Regions from separate parts of the Homo sapiens genome. Here region 2 is linked to region 1. A link is an interaction called in ENCODE POLR2A ChIA-PET data of the cell type or tissue named here. Cell type or tissue: Caco-2. All regions are shown on one strand. Each heading gives the region's core, and the rest is flanking DNA. Links, peaks and the distances in the headings are about the cores only.

Region 1 (5,384 bases), core at 171-5,170:
GATGATCAGATATCAATAATGTGGGGGTTCCTTGCTAAAGTGACTTGGCAGGGTCCTTTGCTAAAACTGGATTTTACGAGAAAATACACAGATGGACCTAGCAGAAGATTCAGAAGCCTGACTAAAGTTCGACCAAGCAAAACTGTATCTTTGTCAAGTGATACAGCATCCTTCTCAGTGTATGACAATACGGGAAGAGGGGGAAGGATGCATAATGTTGGTTTGTCCTCACGTTGGTGAAATTAGCTTTGCTTATTTGGTGAAGGTGGTAGCTGCCTTGTGAATTTACTGTTCTCTCCTTTGTAAATGTAAGTAACGTGTAGGGAGATGCTGTGTATGCACACTGCTCATCATCAAGCTTCACCCATTGTTTCAACGTCCATTGATGATTTTATAACTCCATCACACCTTCTATAATTATCACACATTAGCATAAAAAGAGTATATATTTATATTACCATAAAGAACAGCTTTCTCTTCCTTCCATTCATCTATATTGGTATTATTGGTATAGACTCACAGATCCCTTTTTTTTTTTGAGACAGGGTCTTGCCCTGTCACTCAGGCTTGACTGCAATGGCATGCTCACAGCTCACCACAGCTTCAACCTCCCAGGCTCAAGTGATCTTCCCTCCTCAGCCTCCCTAGTAGCTGGGACAACAGGCATGCACCACCATGCCCAGCTAATTTTTGTGTTTTTTTGTTGAGATGGGGTTTCGCCACGTTGTCCATGCTGGTCTCGAACTCCTGGACTCAAGGGATCCACCTGCCTCAGCCTCCCAAAGTGCTGGGATTACAGGCGTGAGCCACTGTGCCCAGCCTGGACTCACAGATTCTTATTTTATTCAATGGACTGTAATTTACAGCCATCTTCATGTATTTTGATGCTTAGATTGTCTCAGATTTGGCCAGTGGGAATCCTATCAAGCTGGGTTGTCTCAGGATTGTAACATATTTTGCAAACAGTTAATTTGGGTATACTGTCTTGTATATTAAGCCACCTAGTAGTATGATTCACTTTTCTTAAGTGAGGCTTCCTCCGAGAAGAGCTTTCATGTGCGATGCTCCTTTTCTACCAATAGAATGTATTGGTCCACGCGTTCCTTTCCAGATCTAACCAGACAATGTCTCAGCAGAAAGTATTGTTGAAAGACCGCCTGTTTCAAGATGGATCTCCAGAGACTGGAGACTTACTTAACTTAAAAAACAAGTCTGGGGTAGAAGCAAAGGAAGGTACTAGGGTGCTAGGGTTGTCACCAGTTACTGACCTTTTGGAAAGATGGGGATATCGACTTTCAAATTCTATTATTGAGACTAAATTATGGAGTCCACACGATGGACTTTCAGGTAATAATGGGAACAGGGACAGAGTATGACTGGGATAGGCACATGAGGACTTCTAGGGCAGCTGGCTGTGTTCCATTTCTTTATACGGGTAATGATTACAAGAGTACCTTGTAATGGTTTACTACATTATACACTTGTTTTGTGTGGTTTACTGCATTCTTTTTTTTTTTTTTTTTTTTTTTTTTTTTGAGACGGAGTCTCGCTCTTTCACCTAGGCTGGAGTGCAGTGGCGTGATCTTGGCTCACTGCAAGCTCCGCCCCCCGGGGTTCATGCCATTCTCCTGCCTCAGCCTCCCGAGTAGCTGGGACGACAGGCGCCCGCCACCTCGCCCAGCTAATTTTTTGTATTTTCACTAGAGACGGGGTTTCACCGTGTTAGCCAGGATGGTCTCGATCTCCTGACCTCGTGATCCACCCACCTCGGCCTCCCAAAGTGCTGGGATTACAGGCGTGAGCCACCGCCCCCAGCCTGCATCCTTTTTTAATAATAAAAAGTTTTTAAAAGTGTATTAGGAAACCTGTTCTTAATCCCTTGGACTAATTGCATAGGACAACATTCTTCTGGAACAAATTCAAAAACTTTCTCTGCAGTGTAGGCTCACCCTCTTGACAAAGCCTCTTGGTTTGCCTTTGATAGATGACACAATTTCAAATCATCTTTAACCTTTCCAAATATAAGCTTATAAAGCCTCTCTCCAGGAAGGCGCTCTGCCCTGGAATTTTAACTGGACTATATACTAAGTATTATGAGTAAAGACATTTGAGGGTCTTTAGTGGGCTTTTTGGACCTACATTCCTTTACCTGGATGACTTCACGACACTTTCTTGTTAGGAGTATTTGGTTTTAAAGCTTTCATTTGATTTCTACATGAGAATTATCCTTTTCCTAGTTGGTCTTGCTTTGTTTTATTTGGAAAATAATGCTTTGCACATTATTTATATGCTCAGAGACTAACGTTCAAGACAGTCTAACTGAATCACATTTTCCTATGTTCTAGTCACTAAATTTTTACCAATTTCAAAATTTTCTCCTTTTTTTTTTTCCACTTCAGAAGCTTTTCAGTCATTTCCTACAGGGTTTAACTCTGAATTTTTTGAGTAAACTCCAAAATGTTTAAAATACGTGATTAAAAACTAACAACTTGCTGGGCGCGGTGGCTCATGCCTATAATCCCAGCAGTCTGGGAGGCTAAGGCGGGCGAATCACAAGGTCAGGAGTTCAAAACCAGCCTGGCCAATATGGTGAAACCTCGTCCCTACTAAATATACAAAAATTAGCTGGGCGTGGTGGCAGGCACCTGTAGTCCCAGCTACTTGGGAAGCTGAGGCAGAAGAATCGCTTGAACGTGGGAGGCAGAGGTTGCAGTGAGCCCAGATCACGCCACTTCACTCCAGCCTGGGTGACATAGCGAGACTCCATCTCAAAAAAAAAAAAAACAAAAAACAAAAAGCTAACAACTTAACTTTGACCCTGAAATATTATTCTAATATTCTAGAGCTATTCTTACCTATTTAAAATGTTCCATATTTCCTGGCTGCAGTAACTCCCTTTGTTAGAATTACTCAGCAAGTTTACTTTTCTTTTGATCATGTTTGTATTTTTATTGTTTGAAATACCCTGCTTGTTGGTGACTTATTTTTTACTGCAAATTAATTACCATGCTCTTGTTCTATTCCATGAAAACTTACAACTTGGAGCTCAGCCAGTGTTTTTAATCTGGCCTTTCCATCTGCATCTACTTCCTTACAGAAGGGTTTTTTTTCCTTTCTTTGATTTTTGAACCTAATTCATCCAACAAGTAGATTGGAGTATGTCTGCTAATCCTGACACTATCTTGGTAAATCAGTGTCCCATAGGACCCACAACCTCTAGGTGAGGGTACTTTTATAGGTCAGGCTACTGCAATTGTACCATTGCTGAGCGTCAGACAGCTTGGGTTTTGAGTCACTGGTTTTGTGACAGTGTTTCAGTATGATTCTTTACTATTATAATGGGAATGCTTTTCAGAACTTATTTGGAGTTAACTTGGGTCTCATTTTCTATGAACACATTCTTCAAATATCCTAAAGCTATGGCAAGATAAGCAACATCTTGATCTGTACAATTAGTACTTTAATTCTTGCCCTTTTCCACAGTTGTGATTACCTCATGTAGTTCAGCGGTATTGAAAGGTGACAGCGTGCTGGCAGCCCTTGCTTGCTCTCAGTGCCTCTTCGGCCTCAGCGTCCACTGGCCGCACTTGAGGAGCCCTTCAGCCCGCCGCTGCACTGTGGGACTCCCTCTCTGGGCTGGCCAAGGCCAGAGCCAGCTCCCTCTGCTTGCAGAGAGGTGTGGAGGGAGAGGCGCTGGCGGGAATCGGGGCTGCGTGTGGCGCTCATGGGCCAGTGCGAGTTCCGGGTGGGCGCAGGCTCCGTGGGCCCTACACTTGGAGCAGCCGGCCGGAGCCACTGGCCGAGGGCAGTGAGGGGCTTAGCACCCAGGCCAGCAGCTGCTGGGTGCCCCAGCACTGCCGGCCCGCCCGCACCATGCCCAAATTCTCGCCGGGCCTCAGCCGCCTCCCACTGGGGCAGGGCTCGGGACCTGCAGCCCACCATGCCTGAGCTCCCCCCTATGCCATGTGAGCTCCCGTGCGGGCAGAGCCTCCCTGAGGGGCACCGCGCCCTGCCGTCCCATTGACTGCCCAAGGGCTGAGGAGTGCAGGCATGCGGCGTGGGACTTGCAGCAGCTCTGCCCCTGCCCCGCTGGCTGGATCCACTAAGCAAAGCCAGCTGGGCTCCTGAGTTGGTGGGGTCTTGAAGAAGTTTTATGTCAAGCTGGAGGATTGTAAATGCACCAATCAGCACTCTGTGTCTAGCAAAAGGTTTTTAAATGCACCAATCAGTGCTCTGTGTCTAATTAATCTAGTGGGGACTTGGAGAACTTTTATGTCTAGCTAGAGGATTGTAAATACACCAGTCAGCACTCTGTGTCTAGCTCAGGGATTGTAAACACACCAATCAGCACCCTGTCAAAATGGACCAATCAGCTCTCTGTAAAATGGACCAATCAGCAGGATGTGGGTGGGGCCAGATAAGGGAATAAAAGCAGACTGCCCCAGCCAGCAGCAGCAATCCACTCGGGTCCCCTCCCCTGCCGTGGAAGCTTTGTCTCTAACTCTTCACAATAAATTTTTCTGCTGCTCACTCTTTGGGTCTGTGCCACGTTTATGAGCTGTAACACTCACTGCAAAGGCCTGCAGCTTCACTCCTGAAGCCAGCGAGACCATGAACCCATGGGAAGAAACGAACAACTCCAGATGCGCTGCCTTTAAGAGTTGTAACACTCACTGTGAAGGTCTGCAGGTTCACTCCTGAAGTCAGCGAGACCACGAACCCACCAGAAGGAAGAAACTCCAGACACATCTGAACATCTGAAGGAACAAACTCCAGATACACCATCTTCAACTGTAGCACTCACTGCAAGGGTCCGCGGCTTCATTGTTGAAGTCAGCGAGACCAAGAACCCACCAATTCCGGACACAGTATGACTGCCACATCGCTCGCATATGCCATTTCCTCTGGCAGTTACTGGAAAAGTATCAGGCCTGATGTGACTGCCTCACAAACTCCCTCTGACACAGGGGAGAATTTTAGGCACATGGCTTCTCTGGAATGACAGTATATTAGTGTCCACATTATCCATTCAGTGGTCAGAGATTTCACTGATAATCTCCAAAATAAAATGAAGGAAGTGCATTTTAAAGATCACTCTTTTTGAGTCTGGATGAATGAATCAAGGGACCCCTGTCAAAAGTACAGAAGTTCCAAGAAGATTGCTGCTTCCAAAGCAATGAGCTCAGTTATGAACCCAATGAGTGTGAAATAGGCAGAACCCCCAAATTGGAGGATTTCAAGCAGTATTTGAAGATGAAGGAGTGAAGCCAGGACCAGGTATATAGACAGCTATTGAAATCTTGAAAATAGACACTCTCTGACAGGAATAGCAAAACAAGAACAACAGATGGTCAATGATTGGCTACACTTAAATAAAAAGAATC
Region 2 (5,384 bases), core at 168-5,167, 270 kb before region 1:
GCCCACAAATTTGATAACCTAGATAAAATACACCAATTCCTTGACAGACACAACCTGCCCAAACTCACACAAGAAGAAATAGACTATTTGAATAGGCCTATAATCTATTTAAAAAATTGAATCAATAATGAATAACTTTCCAAAACAGAAAGGACACAGCCCAGACGGGTTCACTGGTGAATTATACCAAACAGTTAAGGAAGAAATTATGCCAGTTCTATACAATCTCTTTCAGTAGATAAAAGCAGAGGAAATACTTCCCAACTCATTTTATGAGGCTGTCATAACCCAAATACCAAAACCAGACAAAGACATTATAAGAAAAGAAAACTACAGATCAGTATGTCTCATGAACATTTATGCAAAAATTCCCAACAAAATAGTGGCAAATCAAATCCAACAATATATAAAAAGAATTGTAAGTCACAACTGAATGAGATTTATCCCAGGTATTTAAGGCTGGTTTAATATTCAAAAATCAGTTAATGTAATCCATCACATCGACAGGCTAAAAAAGAAAAAGCATATGATTATATCAATAGATGCAGAAAATCCAAACACAAAATTCAATACCAATTTCAAAATAAGGAACTCTCAGTAAAGTAGAAATAGAGAAGAACTTCCTTAACTTGATTTTTTAAAAATATACCAAAAAAACCTATAGTAATATTGTACTTAGTGGTCAGAAACTTGAAGTTTTCCCACTAAGATTGGTCAAGCTAAGGAATGATGACCCTCTCACTGCTGCTTTTCAACAGCTTATTGGAAGTCCTAAGTAATGAATTAAGACATTAAAAAGAAATAAAATGTATACCAATTGGAAAGAATTAATAAAACTATCTTTGTCCACAGATAACATGATTGTCTATGTAGAAAATCTTAAAGAATTGACCAAAAAACCCTGCAACTAATAAGTGGTTATAGTAAGGTTGTGGGGTACAAGGTAAAAGTCAATTGCATTTCTATATGCCTACAATAAATCAGTGGAATTTGAAATTTAAAACACAATAACATTTACATAAGCATCCCCCCAAAAATAAAATACTTAGGCATAAATCTAACAAAATATGTGCAAAATCTCTATGAGAAAAACTACAAAATCTGATGAAGGAATTCAAAGAAACACTAAATAAGTAGAGAGATACTCCTTTGTCAGGATAGGAAAGCTCAATATTGTCAACATGTCAGTTCTTCCAAAATTGATCTATAGATTCAATGAATTCCCTATTAAAATTCAAGCAAGTTTTTTATAGATATTGACAAATTCATTCCAAAGGGTATAAAAAGAAGCAAAAGACCCATAATAGTCAACATGACATTGAGGGAGAAGAACAAAGCTGGAAACCCGCAGTATCCTACTTCAAGACTTACTATAAAACTATAGTAATCAGGACAGTGTGGTATTTGTGAAAAAATAAATAGATCAATAGAACAGGAAGCAGAACCCAGAAATAGACTGACATAAATAAAGTCAACTGATTTTTGACAAATAAGCAAAGGCAATACAGTGGAGAAAATAGAGCCTTTTCAACAAATGGTGCTGGAAAAACTGGACATTCACATGCAAGAAAAAACAAAAAGAATCAGACATAGATGTTAACCCTTCATATAAATTGACTCAAAATAAATCACAGGCCTAAATGTAAAATGCAGAACTGTAAAGCTCCCAGAACATAACATAAAAGAAAACCTTGACAACCTTGGGTATGGTGATGACTTTTTAGATATGGAACCAAACACATGGTCAATAAAATAAATAACTGATAAGCTGGACTTCATTAAAATTGAAAATTTTTACTCTATGAAAGACATTATCCACAGAATGAAAAGCTAAATCATAGACTGAGAGAAAATATTTGCAAAAGACGCATCTGATAAAGGGCTTTTATCCAACATATACCAAGAACTCTTAAAACACAACAATAAGAAAGTAAACACCCCAATTAAATAATGGGCCAAAGACCTTAACAGAAACCTCACCAAAAAGTATACAAATGGCAAATAAGCATGTGAAAAGATGCTCCACATCATATGTTGCTAGGGAAATGCAAATTAAAATAACAGTGAGATACCAATAAACCATGCTCTGCATGATACTGCAGTGGTGGAATATATCATTACACATTTGTCCAACCCCATAGAATGTACAATAACAAGACTGAACCCTAATGTAAACTGTGGACTTTGGGTGATAATGATGGCTTAATGTAAGAACATCTATTTTTAAAAATGTACCATCTGGTGGAGGATATTGATAATGAGAGACCATGCATCTGTGCGGACAGGGATATATGGGCTATCTCTATACCTTCCTCTCAAAGCTGCTGCAAACCTGAAACTGTTCTAAACAAATGAAGTCTTTAAAATTTTTTTTAAAAAACTGTTACTTAGACCTGTCAGGGATTCCTCACCACCTTTACTGGCATAGTAGGGGATAAAAGCCCTTCCCGATCTTCTTCTCCCCTGCCTCTCCAGCCTTGTTGCTTATGTCTCCTCCTTCCCAGATCACACTTCGTCATGAAACTTTGCAGTTCCCCAAATGTACTAAATTCTCCCACACTTTTGTAGCTTCCCGTCTAAATTTCAACTGCCTGGAACGTCTTCCTCACTTCTCTGCCTGCTCATTTCTTATCTCTTTTAGGGATTCCACTTTACCTCCATATCTAAACGAAGTTCCCCTCCTTTGCACCCTCATAACTGTCTTCTCTCATAACAATTTTTAAATTCAACTGTGAGCATTGCAAAGGTATGGAATCAACCTAAAAGACCATCGACCTATGAATGGTTAAAAAGTGTGGTATATATACCCACCATGGAATACACTCAGCCATAAAAAAGAACGAAATAATGTCTTTTGCAGCAACTTGAATGAACTGGAGGCTATTGTCCTGAATGAAATAACTCAGGAATGGAAAACCAAATAATGTTCTCACTTATAAGTGGGAGCTAAGCTATGTGTATGCAAAGGCATACAGAGTGATATAATGAACACTAGAGACTCAGAAAGGGGGAGGGAAGGAGGGGCTTGGGAGAGGATAAACTACCTATTGGGTACAATGTACACTGGGGGTCCCCAACCCCCAAGCGGACTAGTACCGGTTCATGGCCTGTTAGGAACTGGGCCTCACAGCAGGAGATGAGCAGCTGGCAAGCGAGCAAAGTTTCATCCGTATTTACAGCCACTCCCCATGGCTCACGTTACTGCCTGAGCTCCACCTCCTGTCAGAGCAGCGGCAGCATTAGAGTTCATGGGAGTGCAAACCCTACTGTGAACTGTGCATTTGAGGGATCTAGGTTGTATGCTCGTTATGAAAATTGAATGCCTGATAATCTGTCACTGTTTCCCATCAACCCCAGATGGGACTGTCTAGTTGCAGGGAAAAAAGCTCAGGGCTTCCCTGATTCTACATTATGGTGAGTTGTATAATTATTTCACTCTATATTATGATGTAATAATAATAGACTGAAGTGAATAAATGTAATGTGCTTGAATCATCCTGAGGCCATCCCCCCACCCCTGACTCCAGTCAGTGGAAAAAAATGTCTTCCACAAAACCGTTCCCTGGTGCCAAAAATGTTGGGGACCACTGATGTACACTATATGGATAATGGGTACACTAAAAGCCCAGATTTCACCATTACACAATGCATCCATGTAACCAAAAACCACTTGTATCCCTAAAGCTACTGAATTTTTTTTAATTTAAATAAATAAATAAATTCAACTGTGAGCTTCTTGAGAGCAGCTGAATTTATAAATCAGAGAGCAGTCTGTTATTTCTGTGTCTTAAACTTACAATTTTTAGTCAGAGTTCAATAGGTGTTGATTAAATGAAAGAATAAATTGACATACCCCTGTTGCTCAGTTGGCAGTTTCAAAAATTATAAACATACAGCCTAACACTCTACAAAGAATAAATTCTCCTCCTTACTTATCTCCAGCTCTAATCAATAAATGTGTATGTGTATGAAAATTATAATGAGAGGACAATGGGATTATTGTAACTTTTATTTACAAAGAAAATCATGTAAAATAGATTGCATGATAGAAACTGATAACTTCACAAAAGAGCAATTGTCAAACAGGAAATCTGCAGAGAGGTGCTTGTGATATGCTTGATGATATTACAAATATTACAACCAATACAATAAAATTACAGGAGTTGAACTCTAAATATGACATTTTACCAACTACTTTTCAGTGTAATAGAAATTCAGCTAAAATAAAAATGGCATTCAAAGATCTGGAAGGTGGGAGGTGGCAACGAAGCTTTACCAAAAATAACTGTGATGAAGGGAAGATTCCTAAAGCTAAGGCCACCGACTACACTTTCAGAGTTTATCATTTTTCCTCAAGGGCCTCAAAACGCTTACATTTAAATAAAACATTGCTAAATTCATCTAAGATATAACATCATGCAGACAAATTAAAACTGGAAAATTTATAGTGTAGTTACTGAATTTGAAAGAGGCAGAAGGCTTGATATGGGAACAGCTAAAAATAAGTATTTAACCCTTTCAGACAAAAACATTCAGTAATTTTTAGTTATTCTCAAATGTAGAATAGATATTGTATATATTTATAAACTAAAGAATCTTGGTGAGTGATTTTTGTGATATGTCAGCCCAATCATATCAAATATTTGATATGGAAAAACTCAAGTGGAGTTGGACTATAGTATTCATGATTATTTACCAAATTTATTCCTAAACTGCTAAAGTGAGATTTTTAAAAATAAACTTATTTTGGAATAGTTTTAGATTCATAGAAAAGTTGCAAAAATAGTACAGATGTTTTATATACCTGACCTCTAGTTTCCTTCATGGTTAACATTTTACATTACCATTATACATTTGGCACATTGCTAACAATTAAACTCCAGGCTTTATTTGGATATACCAGTTTTAATATTAATCTCTGCTTTCTGTCCCATCACCCACCTAAAGTAACAAATGTACTAAATCTAACATTTAGTTGTCATGTGTCGCCAGTCTCCTCTGACCTATGACAGCTTCTGAATCCATCCTTTTCTTTTTTTTTTTTTTTTGAGACGGAGTCTCGCTCTGTCGCCCAGGCTGGAGTGCAGTGGTGAGATCTCGGCTCACTGCAACCTCCACCTCCCGGGTTCAAGCGATTCTCCTGCCTCAGCCTCCTGAGTAGCTGGGATTACAGGCGCCCACTACCATGCCCAGCTAATTTTTGTATTTTCAGTAGAGATGGAGTTTCACTATGTTGGTCAGGCTGGTCTTGAACTCCTAACCTCATGATCTGCCCACCTTGGCGTCCCAAAGTGCTGGGATTACAGCTGTGAGCCACCATGCCTGGCCATCTATCCCCTTTTTTCCTGACCCTGACAGTCTTCGGGAGTACTAATCAAGCATCC

What was found. ChIA-PET counts read pairs that join two places held together with the same protein. Peaks named below come from ENCODE experiments on the same cell type or tissue, not always from the same donor. Only the 100,000 strongest peaks of a DNase experiment are listed, where the experiment ranks them.
Region 2: POLR2A ChIA-PET joins it to region 1 with 7 read pairs; 2 of 35 experiments call an interaction of 5 or more read pairs at or near these places.

What each region holds. Positions count from the first base shown.
Region 1 is chr2:208,226,367-208,231,750 of GRCh38, reverse strand. No RefSeq gene overlaps it. Among named protein-coding and RNA genes, the nearest start is that of IDH1, 26 kb to the left of the region's middle. In Caco-2, for the core only: no CTCF peak of the experiment used is centred there; no DNase peak of the experiment used is centred there.
Region 2 is chr2:208,499,180-208,504,563 of GRCh38, reverse strand. No RefSeq gene overlaps it. Among named protein-coding and RNA genes, the nearest start is that of PTH2R, 95 kb to the right of the region's middle. In Caco-2, for the core only: no CTCF peak of the experiment used is centred there; a DNase peak (open chromatin) is centred at 3,173.